Linked DNA regions of Homo sapiens: region 1 is linked to region 2. A link is a loop called in an ENCODE intact Hi-C map of the cell type or tissue named here. Cell type or tissue: dorsolateral prefrontal cortex. All regions are shown on one strand. Links, peaks and the distances in the headings refer to the core of each region. The heading gives the core; the rest is flanking DNA. Region 1 has its middle 12 kb from the start of SLC1A3. Region 2 has its middle 83 kb from the start of SLC1A3.

The links. Peaks named below come from ENCODE experiments on the same cell type or tissue, not always from the same donor. Only the 100,000 strongest peaks of a DNase experiment are listed, where the experiment ranks them.
Region 1: a loop joins it to region 2, with 1.8 times the contacts of the local background. A loop is called at or near these places in 8 of 110 quality-filtered maps.

Annotation. Positions count from the first base shown.
Region 1 is chr5:36,590,298-36,598,073 of GRCh38, reverse strand. It overlaps a transcript of SLC1A3 not described here. Among named protein-coding and RNA genes, the nearest start is that of SLC1A3, 12 kb to the left of the region's middle. RefSeq lists an enhancer at 6,925-7,710. In dorsolateral prefrontal cortex, for the core only: no CTCF peak of the experiment used is centred there; no DNase peak of the experiment used is centred there.
Region 2 is chr5:36,520,110-36,527,885 of GRCh38, reverse strand. No RefSeq gene overlaps it. Among named protein-coding and RNA genes, the nearest start is that of SLC1A3, 83 kb to the left of the region's middle. In dorsolateral prefrontal cortex, for the core only: no CTCF peak of the experiment used is centred there; a DNase peak (open chromatin) is centred at 3,764; H3K27ac peaks cover 332 bases.

The DNA of each region.
Region 1 (7,776 bases), core at 1,820-4,319, 71 kb before region 2:
CAGAATTCTACAGATTCCCACTATGTTTGAAGGCACTGGAGGGAAGGTGGGATACAGAAGGTGGGGCAAAATCGTGGCAGTCCTCGAGGATCTTACATTATGGTAGGGAAAACATGAGCAATGAAATACGTGTCAGAGGAAGACCTCATGAGAGAGATGAAAACATAAAATCCCTCAGCGGACAGGACAGACATGAATTCATTCCAGTTGTGGGGGAAAAGGGAGGGTTTCATGGAAGAGGCAGCATTTCAGAAAGAACTCTAAAGATGAGGAAGGTTTTTCTGCAGTTAGGAGTAGCTAGGGAGAGGCGTGCCAGGCGGAAGAAATGGCGGGAGCAAGACAAGTCCTGTGAGGGGACCAGCAAGGGGGCCCAGATTGCTGTTTACCCACGGCAAGAGGTCAGAAAAAAGACTGAGGAGAGAGTTCCAAGTCAGGACAAGTTGAGGAGTGGGAACAAAGCTGAAACAAGATGTATCCCTTGCTTTCTTGACAAGGCAGTGACAGCATTTCTTGGGTTGAAGAGAAGTTTTTGGGCCGGGCGCGGTGGCTCACGCCTGTAATCCCAGCACTTTGGGAGGCCGAGGCTGGCAGATCACGAGGTCAGGAGATCGAGACCGTCCTGGCTAATATGGTGAAACCCCGTCTCTACTAAAAATACAAAAACTAGCCGGGCGTGGCGGCGTGCCCCTGTCCCAGCTGCTGGGGAGGCTGAGGCAGGAGAATGGCGTGAACCCGGGAGGCGGAGCTTGCAGTGAGCCGAGATCGCACCACTGCACTCTAGCCTGGGCGACAGAGCAAGACTCCGTCTCAAAAAAAAAAAAAAAAAAAAAAAAAAAAAAAGAAAGGAAGAAGAAGTTTTCGGTGTGACTTTCAAAATCAAAAATAGGTTTATATTAATGCACTTTGGAGAATGCTAGTCTTTTTTCTAGTACCTGGCAGAACGAGCAGTAACACCAACCACAGCAAAATCAGCCTGAAGACCTTCCAAGAATTACCCAATCTCCATGAGCCAAAAACAAAGCAAAGCAAAACAAAACAAAACAACCAACCAAACAAACCAAAAAACCCAAACATCCAAATGTGACACAGATACCACGGGAGCAACCCCCAGGCGGCAACATTCTTCCGTATTCCAAGATATCTATCAGCAGAAACAGGCCCCCATCCGTGCTCTGATTAAAACCCTGGTTTTTCTTCTCTTCCATTAGAGGAAGACCTGTCTTAAAGGGCAATAGATTCACCAAATCGTCACAATTGCTAACATTCACAAGGCAGAGAGACAAGACTAGAAGAAGCACCTTTCACCAGATGTAGAAGAGAGTGAATAATTTTATTAGGGAAACTCTTTTTAGATGTTTGCTGTTTTTCAAATGTAATATTTAAGATGGAACTCACCCCTCAAGCCCTGCACAGGGTAGCTGGAGTCTCCCCTTTCTAGAGAGCTACTTGGACTTGCACCTTTACTCCATTAAATCCCAAAGGATTCAGAGATTTTTTTCCCCCTAGTTCTGCTTTCAAAATCTTCCAGGAAGTTAGGACCATTAAGTGAGGCCTATTGTTATGAAGAAGTTTAGTGATTAAAATGTAGTCCCTGTCTAATCCCAGCCTGGGGGTTTGCCTCTTGATTAAAATATGTGGGGGCGGAGTTAAGGAAAGGAGGCCTGCTGAGGGGTAAATTTACTTCAGGTTAACCCTGCTTTGCATCAGTCATTTCCTGCAAACCCATTACCATAGCCAGGCACTAGCAAATCCTACCTTTCCAAAACTGGCCCTTTTCAAGAGGCACTTACTGGTAATCCTGGAGCTTCCTCTCTGGCATTTCCTTTACCCACCATGAATGTCTGGTCTTCCCAATTCCTCATCACAGACAGAAAAAAATCATCACAAATCCACGAGTCCTCAAAGTCTGGAGCTTCTAGCTAGGCAGAATTCATTGGTTGCTGGTTGTCCATTTTGAAGTATTCTCTTGGGTCTTTTTGATGAGATTGCAATCTTTATTTGGAGATGTTGGGGCTTTATGGAAGAAAACCCTTCCTTCAGGTGTATCTTAACTCAAAAGGAGCTGCCTGGACATTTTAAAATGCCCATTGGGCTGTATGAGTTGAAATCGATGTTGTGAGGATGAGAAAATGGAAAAGAACAAATAGGAGTGGGCAAGGGCACAGATGTTCTTCAGGGATACAGTGTCCGGCCAAAACTGGGATTTGAACCTCATTACAAAGTCGATACAGACTAGAGCATGGCTTCTATCTGTTCTTCCTCTTATTTTTTAATTTTTTATTTGTTTATTTTTGTAGAGATGGGGGTCTTGCTTGTTGCCCAGGCTGGTCTCGAACTCCTGGACTCAAGTGATTCTCCCACCTTGGCCTCCCGAAGTGCTGAGCTTACAGGCAAGAGCCGCCACACGGAGCCCTGGTCTTCCTCTTTTTTTTTGAGACCAAGTTTCACTCTTGTTGCCCAGGCTGGAGTGCAATGGCATGATCTCGGCTCACTGCAACCTCTGTCTCCTGGGTTCAAGAGATTCTCCTGCCTCAGTCTCCCAAGTAGCTGGGATTACAGGCGCACACCACCACACCCGGCTAATTTTGTATTTTTAGTAGGGAAGGGTTTCACCATGTTGGTCAGGCTGGTCTTCAAACACCCAACATCCGGTGATCTGCCCGCCTCGGCCTCCCAAAGTGCTGGGATTACAGGTGTGAGCCACCGCGCCCGGCCTCTTCCTCTTAAAGTTGATTTAACATTTCCAGATTCCTCAGCTCTACCCACATTGGACCCACAGATTTTGCTATCTTATTCTATTGCCCTTTCAGTCATTATATAGAGCTTGGACTTGTTAACAAGTTTAAATAAATTTTCTTTTCCTTTTAGATTTTTGAAGACTGAGGTCTTCAAAACATCTCTTTGCAAAAGTGTACAAAATATAGACTAAAATGTTAGTGTTGCCCTCCTTCCTCCACTGCTTTATACTCCCAGCCTTCACTCCACATTCAGCAGTTTATTCTCTTTTTGTGCTACAAGTATTTCTTGATCCCCACTCTGCCTGGCACTGTTTAAGGTGCTGTGGTTAAAGCAGTGAACAAAGGAGAAGATGTCTTGACCCTCATGGAACTTACATTCTAGTGGAGGGAGACAGACCCCAAACAAATAAATGCATACTGCTTTAGGAAACGACTTTGGATCTCACTCGGAGTGAAATAGGAAGCCACTGTAGGACATCATGAAGAAGAATGAAATGGCTTTTTTTTTTTAAAAGGCTAACTGGCTGCTTTGTGGAAAATGGTTAGCAGGGTGAGAGACTACCTGGGAGGCCATTGGAAAAGGCCCAGTGAGAGTTGTTGGTGGCTTGGATTAAGGTGACTAACCATAAATGTGGGGAGAAGTGCTACAACTTAGGGATATGGTTTGGAAGAAGAATTGTCAGGATTTGATGAAAAATTGGACAAAATAAGAAAAGAGAGCTGTGAAAGATAAAGCTGAAGTTTTAGGCTTGAGCAACGAGGTAAATAGACTAAAATGAGGTGGAGGACTGAAGGTTCAAGTTAGGTGCAGGGGAATGAAGAGCTCTGAATGCTCGTAGATCTCCAGTGGAAATCTCTAGGTGGCAACAGCATTCTCGAGAGAGGTGAAGCTGGAGCTCTATATTTGGGACCTGTGGCACACACAGAATTTAAAACTCTGTGTAATCATGCCAAGGGAGCGTGACAATGAATGAAGATGGAGGAGAAGATTCAAAACCAAAATGGGGTGGAATAACTAAAAATTAAATGGCCGAAGTTGTTTTATTTAACATTATACATGCTAGTACAACAAACACGATTACAAAAGCTGGTATTATACCTAATCCAATTTCTATTCTATTATTCTGCCTCATTTTGTTAGCCAAATTTTTATGTAAGATTTAATGACTCTAAAACCAAGGTTTTTGGCCTGAGTAGCTGTAGGAATGTAGTTGTAATTTACTGATTTGGGGAAGTCTGAGAACAGACTTGTGGGGTGTGGTCAGGGCAGGAAGTCAAAATTTGAGACAATCGAGGGGAGATGTTGAATAGACTGTTAGATATGAGAGAATGAATTCATGGGAGAGGTCTGGTTTGAGACTAGATTTGGTTTTATCCGCTATAGATAGTGTTCCTATGGGGTGTGAGTGTAGCTAGAGAACAGATAAAGGCCCTGGGCTCTCCAATGTCTAGAGGTGGAGAATATATCGAGGAATTGGAAGGAAGATAATGAGATAAGGGAGGAAAAAGCAGAAGTCCTATCTAACATGCCAAATTATCTTAAAATTACAAGAACTGAAAACATCAAATAGTCTCAGAGTCTCCCCTAATTCGGCATAAGCAAAGAATACTATGTCTTTTATTTATTTCACCTCTGCATTTAATTCTAAATCTCCCTAGGATTATAGATACATACCTGCTAAGAAAATAATTATGTCATCCAAACAATTTTCAGATGCTTTCCTAGGGGAATTTTTTGGAATTCTGTTTTCAGCTAGTCATGTTGCCCATTGCCTAGAGATTTTGGCTGGGTGTGACATATGAAGCTGGGCACACACGGCACTGCTTCTCACCTCCATGCTGCCATATGAAGGAAGGTGTTCTTTTCTTTCTCTCTGTTATGAATTTGAAGGCTTGAGGGCACGTAATTTAAGCAACCCCAGGGGGGCTATACTGCTTGATTGGACTTTCACATTTTACCCTTTGCATTTCTTTGTCTTTTGAGGTTATGCCAAGATCTTTCCCTGGAACACTGCCCATGGGGTTGGAGACACCCTACAAAGGTTCTGTGGATAGGCTCCAGGGGTCTGTGAACTTGAATGGGAAAAATATTTAGGTTATTTTCATTAACCTTTAGTTGAAATTCAGCAATTCCTTCAACTAATGGATGTAGGCAGAAAATTACATGAGTTTTAGCAGTACTCGGACTTTGTCACCCATAGAAATCACAGATATTTTCATATCACCTTACAATTGTTTCAGATATCTCCAGATGTCATCTGAGAAGGTGCTTCAGTAGACTGTGATAGGGGCCTGTGGTGCAGAATAGTGGAGGACCGTGCTATCTCTAAAGATATATTCCACTGGATATATATTCTACTGGATATATATTCTACTGGAGTTTATATATATGTATATATATATATATATATATATATATATTTTTTTTTTTTTTTTTTTTAAACAGGGTTTCATCATGTTGCCCAGGCTGGTCTTGAACTCCTGGTCTCAAGCAATCCACCCACCTCATCCTCCCGAAGTGCTGGGATTACAGGCATGAGCCACCGTGCCCGGCCTCTACTGGATATCTTGATGCCTTGTTCAATGACATTAACTTCATTCATGGTGTCTTTCTTGTCAGAGGCTTTACATTTTGGGTGGTGAAGTCTGCTATTATTACTTTTTCTCCATGGCTTCTAGGCTTTGTGTATTTCTTGGAAAGGCCTTCCCCACTCAAAAGTAATAAACGTACATTGTAACTCTCCAATATTTTCTTTCAAAATTTTTATAGGGCTTTTGCTTTGTTTTGTTTTCCTTTTTATTTTATTTGTTTATTTTGTTTAGAAATGGGGTCTTGCTCTTTTGCTCAGGCTGGCCTGGAACTCCTGGGCTCAAATGATTCTCCCATCTCAGCCTCCTGAATAACTGAGACTACATGTGCCTGCCACTGTGCCCAGCTTGTTTTGTTTTTCATGTAGCACTTTAATCCAATTGGAATATGTTTTTGTGTCTGCTGTAATGTAAGCATCTAACTTTTCTATTTCACTTTCTAAAATGGCAGCCAAATATCCTAATAGTATTTATTGGATAGTGAATAAATTTGTCATATATCATATTTTTAGTAGCTTTACTGTGATATAATATTATACATATTTAAAGTGTACAATTTGATAAGTTTTGACATAGCTATATACCTGTGAAACCATTACTACCATCAGGAGAGTGAATAATTCATATTTTTAAATAATTTCCATTTTATTTATCTTTTGAATAGTTAACATATTCACATGGTTCAAAATTCAAAAATTTTGCAGACTCTGCACTTGATGGATCAGCTGGCACCACCCAGATCGATAAACTAGCTCATCTCATCTAGTGGCCCCCACCCAGGAAATGACCAGCTTCGACTCCCTACGATTTCATCCGTGACCAATCAGCACTCCTGGCTAACTGGCTTTCCCCGACCCACCAAATTATCCTTAAAAACTCTGATCCTCGAATGCTCAGGTGGACTGATTTGAGTAATAATACAACTCCAGTCTCCTGTACAGCCGACTCTGCGCGAATTACTCTTTCTCTTGCAATTCCCCTGTCTGGATGAATCGGCTCTGTCTAGGCAGCGGGCAAGGTGAAACCGTTGGGCGGTTACACTCGATGGCATCCATGGGATTGCTGCCGCGAACCGTGATTCTGATTTGCTGAATTGAAACTAGAATTAGCCAGGGCTGATGACCCACTCTCCGCCCATTCTGCCCCTGTTCCATGAGATTTGGCCTCATTAAAACTGAACAGCAGTGGGTCAAGCAAGTCTCTTCAATGTTTGTCTAGCTCTTCCTAATCTAAATGTCCTCTAGGTAGTAGGATCATCTTAGCCCTCCTACCCATGTAACTTCTTCCTGGGACACATGACTTCATGAAATTCTAGGGCATGGGCATTCTTACCAAACATATGTTCTAACATGAAATAATGCTTAGTTTTAAACTGATATGTTAATATCAGTATGGTAGGTACACATAGGAGGAAGAATCATCTTAAATGTATATCTGTATTGGAAGTGAAAGAGAAGAATGAATTTATTTTGAATGTACTGATGAAAAAGAATTCAGCTTTACTGCATAACCTCCCATAGAGTTAGTGCAAGCCATGATTATAATAAGCTTTTATGGTCTCTCTCTCTCTCTCTCTGTTTTGTTTTTGTTTTAAATTTTTAGTTTCAAAAATCATTCTCTAAGTGTCACTGAGTTCAAGCGCACTTCACTGAAGAGCGTGTTAGTGTTCGTCACAGCATCTGTGTTTTATTTTGGGAGGTCCATGAGACTTAATTGGAAAGAGAATTGGCTGTGATTTCTTCTTTTTGTCCCCTTAATTGAAAAAAACAAAGCCTGGCTGTTACTGTTTGAAGACCCTTTTTAAAAATCATTCTTTAGCTTCCCCTTGATTTGTGTTTCTTGCTAAAAGTTTTCCCAGAGGAGGGCTGAAGACAACCCTAGAACAGTTCAGACGTTCTGTTCTATTCCCTTTCTGTCGAAGCACTCCAGATAAGAGCCCTGAAGGAGGGAACACATTCAGCCCTCACAGTAGGATGCCGGTACTTTATAATAACCTCTCCCACAGCCCCAAGCTCTCAGCACTATTCACTTTCTACCAGGACCCTTAACATAGCACAAAGAAAGACTTTGAAAGTCCCTGGACCCCACATCCCTGCTGAGAGCCCAGGATGCAGGATACCACACAGCAGTCTTCAAAAAGCCCCTAATTTTATTTCCATCTCTGATTTCTGAACCACGGTCTTCTGCTTGAACAAGGGGAAGAACAGCTGTGTAAATAAATGTAGATGACTGAAACAGGCTAAACGTTTTTTCCCAATAATTCACATAGACTCCCTGTTGATTGTAAGATGAATAATGATATGGGCAAAAAGTGCTCCAATACATGGTATTCTCTGGGAAGAGATTTGTTGGTATTAAGCACCCGGAATAGTGGTCTCTATAAAATAGGGATGCGGCCTACTGGTCACCGGAAACAGTTAACTGTATCACATTATTATTATTATTATTA
Region 2 (7,776 bases), core at 2,337-4,836:
TTCTGCCTTCAAAATTTTGCTCTTCATGCCCCCTCTCATGGACTATCAGCCTTTTAGATTTGTGGCTTAAGAAAAAAAAATCTCTTTATTAGCATTTTTAGTGGTGTTTTAGGAGGGGAAGAAAGTGGATGGTCGTGTTTACTCTACAAACTTTACTAGAAGTCACCTGCCTTAATTTTTTTAAAATTCTTTAGTTGGTGACCATGAAAAATTAACTCTAAGAGTAAACATAGATAGATGGGCTGTGGATTCAATTGGGAGTCTCTGTAGTTGGTTAGCCAGTCAGTCTGCCCGTCAGCACCCCATGCTCAGGGACTCATGCTCTGTGTTCGTCCCGCACTCTTATATGATAGTGGTTTCAAAAGAGAGATTAAAACAGATGGGTGATGGAAGGGTAGAAATAAGTTTACCCCTTCATCTTTTAAAGACAAATAGTGAATCCCCAGGTCCTCTTATACTTTGAAGCAAGCTTTTCTTTACTGTATTTCTGAATCCATACCTTAACATTCATATTGCCAAAGGGACAAGCCACAGGATCTCCAGAGTACACAGTAACAGGGGGGCACAAGCTGTCCCTTGGATAAATTCCTGCAGCTGAGGGCAGAGACCCAGCAAGAACAACCTTCCTACACTGCTAGACTGACCCCCTGTTATCACTTAGGGAGAAACCAATGAGAGGTGGCTGGGAAGTAGCAGCTTTTGCTTCAGTACATTGGAGAGGACAGAAATTCTTGTTTGCATGCTGACAGGAACTTTAGGGAAGGAAGAAAATGCCCCCCTTCCTCACATTTTCCATAATTAATGGCTCCTTGCTTGGAGACAGAAATATACTCGAGAGGAGACTACATCATGTGCCCAGAGAGGTTCTGTCCTTAGTGATGAGTCTGCAGACCCCGTGGGGATGGGATCCAAGATGGCGGCAGGAGCCCCGAGAATGGATGCCAAAGGGAGATTCGCCAGGTCTGTCACTAGTGGCCAGACCCTTGTACACGTCTACAGCACCAGGGTGAAGGAGCACTTCCTTGGGGGCAGCGGCGCATATGAGTTGTTTCACAGCTTAAAGGGGGTGGAGCCCCGGAAAGCAGCCCTAGGAATGCAACTTCTCTGGACACTGGCTTGCCTGCCCAGGCTTGTCTCAGCACCTCAGGCCACCTACCTTACTTTACAGCTTTCACTCCCCAGGCTTGAAATGGCTCAGGGCTGTCCCTTTGTATAATTAGTCAACCCTTTTTAATAGCCACAAGGAAGTTCAAGCAAGTGTCTGGTTCAGGCATAGGAGGTGTGAGCTGGCAGTACTTAGGAATCATCCTCCATTCTCTGGTGCCATTCCAGAGGTTTGGAGCAGCATTTCTTATGGAGTAGCAGACTTGGGGGTCAACCGAGGGTGCTAGGTCGAAGTGAAAATTCCAGGTCTCACTCCAGGGTTCTCAAATTAAAATTCTTTGAGTGCTAGGTAGAAGTGAAAATTCCAAGTCTCACTCCAGGGTTCTCAAAATTCTTTGAGTTAGGGTGGATCTGCCTGGCAATCTTTACTTCTTAAAAACAAGGTTTTCAGGTAACTGAGGAAAAGCAAGGTTTTCAGGTAACATTTGAGGAACTGTGGGCGGTGTTTCCCAACTCCCAGATGATATCATTCACCTACTTTCTAGGCCTCTTCCCCTAAGACTTGATTCAGAGAAACGGATGGATTTGGGAATTTGTATCTTTAGCAGGTATCCCAGGTGAATCTTACCAAGAAAGTTGGAGAAACTCTGCCCCAGGTTAAGGAATGTGGGGATATTGAGGGGCTGGCCCAGGGTTTCTCTACCAGGCCAACCCTTGAAATTACCTGAGGAGTTAAAAAAAAGTATATATGCTTTTCCCACCCTTGATGCTTTCAGTGCATATCCAGATAATTATAATTAATATGCACACATCCAGCCTACAAGCACAACTTGTCCCTTTTTCAAGCTGGCTTGATTCCCATGAATTGTAGAGGATAGTTTTTTTAAAAATTTTTTTAAATTTTTAATTTTTGTGGGTACGTATATATATTTATTGGGTACATGAGATGTTTTGATACAGGCATGCATTGCATAACAGTCACATGCTGGAAATGGGGTATCCATCCCCTCAAGCATTTATCCTTTGTGTTACAAACAATCCAATTATACTCTTTTAGTTATTTTAAAATGTTCAATTAAATTATTATTGACTACAGTCACCCTGTTGTGCTGTGGAATACTAGGTCTTATTCATTCATTCTGTTTGTTTTGTATCCCTTAACCATTGCCACCTTTCCCCTACCTCCCCACTACCCTTCTCAGTCTCTGGTAGACTTCCTTCCATTCTCTTTTGGTGAGGATAGTTTTGATTACCAAGTAGAAAGCATTTGAAAGGCATTTTTAGTGGTGTTTTAGGAGGGGAAGAAAGTGGATGGTCGTGTTTAATCTGCAAACTTTACTAGAAGTCACCTGCCTTAATTTTTTTAAAATTCTTTAGTTGGTGACCATGAAAAATTAACTCTAAGAGTAAATATAGATAGATGGGCTGTGGATTCAATTGGGAGTCTCTGTAGTTGTAGAAAAGCAATTCTTTTCTCTTCTGGAGCAGAAATCTGCTTGAGAAAAAATGATGGCATTTTCATGTCAATTTACAAATGACTTAGGCACTTTTGCCTGCTTTATCTGACTTAATTGTCCCAATGGAGGATTGTGATGTGGATTTTTTATTCTGTCACTTGATGAATGAGAAACCTGGCTCTGAAAGAAGTTAAGTAACCTACCCAACATCTCACAGCCTGTGTGTGGGTATGTGTGGGGGCAGCTCTTTGTCCCTGGTCCCAGTAAAGCAAGTAGACGTATGCCAGAAAATCAATAAAGGAACATTTGCCCAAGAGACAGGGGTGGCATTGACATGGGCCTCGTCTATGGGTGAAAAGCCAGCTAGGATTTGGACAGAGAAGAGGAGGAAACAGTTATGACGTGAATGTGCTTTCTTTTATTTATTTCCTGCTGCTGCCAGTAGCCCTCAGTGAGATGTTTCCTTGGAAGTCTCCCACCTCCCTGTCTCCCAGATGAACATGACCTAAACCAGCCTACGCTCTGTCGAGGCTAGAGCAAGGCCACTCTCCATAGTCCATGACTGAGGGCAGGGGAATTCAGGGCCACACAGCACATTTTCTTTTACACAAAGCCTGCTGGCCTTTTGGGAACCGATCCTTGATGTCATTAGCACCAATAAGCGCAGCCACATGGACCTACCCACCCAGACCATAACGACAAAAACATAATCACCACTGCCATCTTGCAACTTCTCAGATGCTCCAGGAAGTTGGCAAGCTTTAGGAGAGGTGACTTCTTTTTCCCATGGCTCATTTTTGGAGCCTGCATGAAGCAGTTGACAGACACATGCTGTATTTATTGAACGGGGACTCTAAGCAAGGCCCTGTGCTAATGCCTAAGTGACCTACACCGAGGGACAAGTAGAGCCTTGAATCCTAACATGATTAGGACTGGATCACTTCAGCCTCTGCCTTGTACTCTTATTCACATGAGAACAACCACATCCATCCCAGCCAGGGAGGTCCTGGGGAGCAGCAATAGGTTCAGAGAAGAAAGAGCAACAGAAGCCGCAACACCCTTCACCAGGCCTGTGCTTTGAATTCGTGTATAATTTGTTTGCTGTTGTAGGGAAGAAGAAAACAAAAGTAGGGGGTGAAGTGTGAGTCGGAGCCACAGAGTCATCCAAGAATGGCTGGCTCCCTGGAAGGTTTCATTGCGTTGGCCTGCATTTCTTTGGCTGCCAACTTATTAGGATCCAGAGACGGCATGGAATTGCTGGCACTGGGATTCTCCTCCTTACCACACACTGGGAAATAATCCCAAACACTTGGAGCAATATGTGCAGCTGAGGTCTGGCTAGGTACGAGGGTGGAAGGAGCAGGAGGGTGCAGAGCAATGAAAGAATCAGTAGGAGGGAAAACACATTCTCTAATCTCTTCCACCAGCTGATCAAGGGCACAGGCAAGGGAAACATGAAGATGAAGGGTAGGAAGGGAGAGTGAGAGAGGAAAAAATCCATGACAAGGAAACAAACCATAAGGAGAGAGGGAGGGATGGATGTGGCTCAGCTTTCATGCTTCTGGGGTGCTTGCACAGTGGTGCCAACACACATACACATGCACACACACACATACAATGCACACATACACATGCGCACACACATATGTGCTCACACACGCAAGTACACGTGCACACACATGCACACACACATGCACATGTACATATACACATGCACGCACATGCATACACGCATCTCTGCCAGCTACCAGCCTACAAGTTAGCCAATAATTAATTTTTGGATTGTTCATCTTAACCATTCTCTTTTGAAGTATAATCACAATTAAAATACACTCTTTGCCTTTATGAGTCCCTTTCTTTAAAATACATTTACTGTGCTTGTACCACACTAATAATTTTATGATTACTTATTATTTTCCTCATAGCCACACTTTTGACCTCTAATTGAACATAAACATCTTTCATGGCAGAGGCACTATTGTTTCATTTCTTTCCAATTCTATGCTGAAGAACCATGCATGCTTTTCTTTTTCTTTTTTTTTTATTTGAGACGGAGTTTCACTCTTGTCACCCAGGCTGGAGTGCAGTGTCATGATCTCGGCTCACTGCAACCTCCGCCTCCCAGGTTCAAGTGATTCTTCCACCTCAGCCTCCTGAGCAGCTGGGATTACAGGCATGTGCCACCATGCCCAACAAATTTTTTTGTGTTTTTTTTAGTTGAGATGGGGCTTCACCATGTTGGCCAGGCTGGTCTCGAGCTCCTACCTCAGGTAATCCACCCGCCTCGGTCTCCCAAAGTACTGGGATTACAGATGTGAGCCACTGCGCCCAGCCCATGCATGCTTTTCTGCATATGCTAGGTGCTTCATAAATGCATAATTGACTATGTCCTTATAGGAAAGAAGGATTCCATGGCTTTCCTGGGCAGTGTCAGAGTGGCCGGACTTGGCAATGGGCCCAGCAACAGTTCTGCCTGCATGAGCCTTGCTTGGGTTCTGGAATGTTCAGCCTGCATTACAGTCACCTGGTCCCGTGAGGATCAGCTTCTTCTCTCATCAGGAACTTCCCTGGCCTGCTGTGGTTTGAAATCCTGCAGTATGGTTGCCCTTGAGATCTTTTTTTCCAGGACCACATTCTCAATGACACTATGTTCTCATCCAGTACTTCTGGTACTTCTGCTAATCTAACTTCCTTGGCTGGGTCCCAGTGAGGTCTTCTGTAACCCCATACTCTGAGCCAAGGAAAGTCATGTTACAGCAAAGTTCCTGCTAAACAAGAGTACTCAACTGCATGCTTTGAAGAGAATTTAAGAAAATTCTGTGGGCCTTTCAAGCTTGCCATATACTAAAACTTTTTTTTTCCACCAGCCCTACCCACATTGATTAATGAGATTCCCCATCTACTCAGAACCACATTCCAATCTCCTCCTGAACTCCTAAGGGAGAGGGAGCATACACCCAGTTGTAGTCATGCCTACCGGGAGTTACACACCAACGAATTTCTAAAGAAAGCCTAACAAAAAGGCAAATAAAGCAAGAGGATTCTCACAGACTCACTGCTGCAGGGCTTTAAAATCTCAGCCTCATCTATTGAACACTAGCCCAGGTAGGGAAAAGGCCCCGTCTTGGTACGTCTACAGAGGGCATGGAGAGACTTAAGGCTTTTTGGTTCCGGGAAATGGTAAATTGCAATGCTGAGGGGAGAAAGCCAAGTCAGCTGGCCTGGGACATGGCCTGGAGCTGAGCTTGGCATGTGTTAGTGTAGACACTGGATAGTGGCTGTAATAGGAACTTGGTCTTTCCCCCCAATAAGCCTTGTGAGGCTCTGTGCCTCTCTCAGAGGAGACACGCTGTGTGCCTGGCTTCTAGGAATCCTGCTGCGTTGTAGTGGCCGGAGGCCCTCCCACCTGGAGTCTGTGCTTCCTGGAGCCAAACAGCCAAGGACTAGCGCTTACTGAAGAGGACTGTGATAGGAACACCCGGGAATATTCAGAGTTCATTGTAAGCCTCCTGGAGAGTTAGAGTTTCTTGCTTCTTATGTGTGAATGTTTAATATGCTACCACAGCTTTAATCTATCACAATTCTTCCAAACTTTGGGGCACTTAATAATTTCCCAAAGAGCTTGTGGAAAGAAGAGATTCCCTCCCAGAGATTCTGGCTCAGTAGGGCTGAAACACACCTGGGACTCTAATGCACAGAATCTAAAGACTGCACAGTGAGAAACCCAACATTTATCAATCCCAAGGGCAGAACCTGGTCTTCAGTGCTTTCAATCATCCTCACCACCACCACCATCACTATCACAACCACCACTATCATCACCACCACCATCACCATTGCCAGCATCATCACCATCACTACCACCACTACCACCACCGTCACTATCATCACCACCACCATCACTATCACAACTACCATCACATTATCAGTATCACCATCACCACCATCACCACAACCACCACCATCTCCATCACTACCACCACCACCTCCACTACCACCTCTTCCACCACTACCACTACTGCCACCACCACCATCACTATCATCACCACCATCACCACCTCCACCACCACCATCACTACCAGCACTAACCACCACCATCACCTCACCACCACCACCAACACCACCACAACAACAACAACTATCTGGGTATTTTTATTGTCCAGTGGCCCCAGGTTCAACTGACTGCAAAGCCAGAACATTTCTCACTAGACTGCAAGGGTTTCCAAAGACCCCAGTACCTGCAAGAAACATGTACAGGGCATGATTTCTGAGTACCTGAAATATGGTAGTAAGACTGGGGAACTGAAATTTTCATTTTATTTTACTTAACTAATTTGAATGTAAATTCAAATAGCTACATGAGTCCAGTGTCTACTGTATTGGACAGGGCAGAACTAGAAGGTGAGAGGAAGAGCCTGTACTCAACATCTGCTTGCAGATTGGGTCACTGCTTCAGTCAACCCCACTGGAAAATATCAAGTCTTAGTGTGGAGTCTGAGGGTTGAGAGAATCCGGACATATACTTAGAAAAGCATGGACAATAGGTGAGAATTGACTGCTTCTCCCACTCCTCCCCCGTCTACCAGAGTACTGACTCCCACAGTCACCAACCTACGTTCATTCATGGAGGCTCTATCCTGGGAAAGGTCATGCTGCCTTTTTCTGTAATTGTGCCACTAAGAATGGGAAAAATTGGGGGTGATGATAAAGCCCACTCTAGGGGCTGCTACAGCTAAATTGTCTGACTAGACTCCAGAAGGATGTTGCAGTATTTAAGAATCTGGGCCCAGTAGCCAGGGATCCTGAGTTAAAGCTTGCCTTTGCTACTTGTCATCTCCTGCATAACCCTGGAAAATTACTTCGCAAAATATTAGTTACTTCATCTGTAGAATGAGGATAACAAAACTTCCAACTTCATCAGGTTGCAAAAAGTCAGCAGTTCTCAAACTCTTTGGTCTTCTGATCTTTTTATATTCTTAAAAATGAGGACTGCCCCCAAAACCTGTTTTGGGGGGTAAATCTGTAAATGTATACTGTTTTAGAAATAAAAACATTAACTTAACAATAATAAAAACATTAACAACAATAATAAACCCATCCTACATTAACATAACATATTTTTGTGAAAAATTACCATATTTCCCAAAACAAAAAGTAATTAGTGATAAGTGTGACATCATGTTACATTTTTGTAGCTCTCGTCAATGTCTGGCAT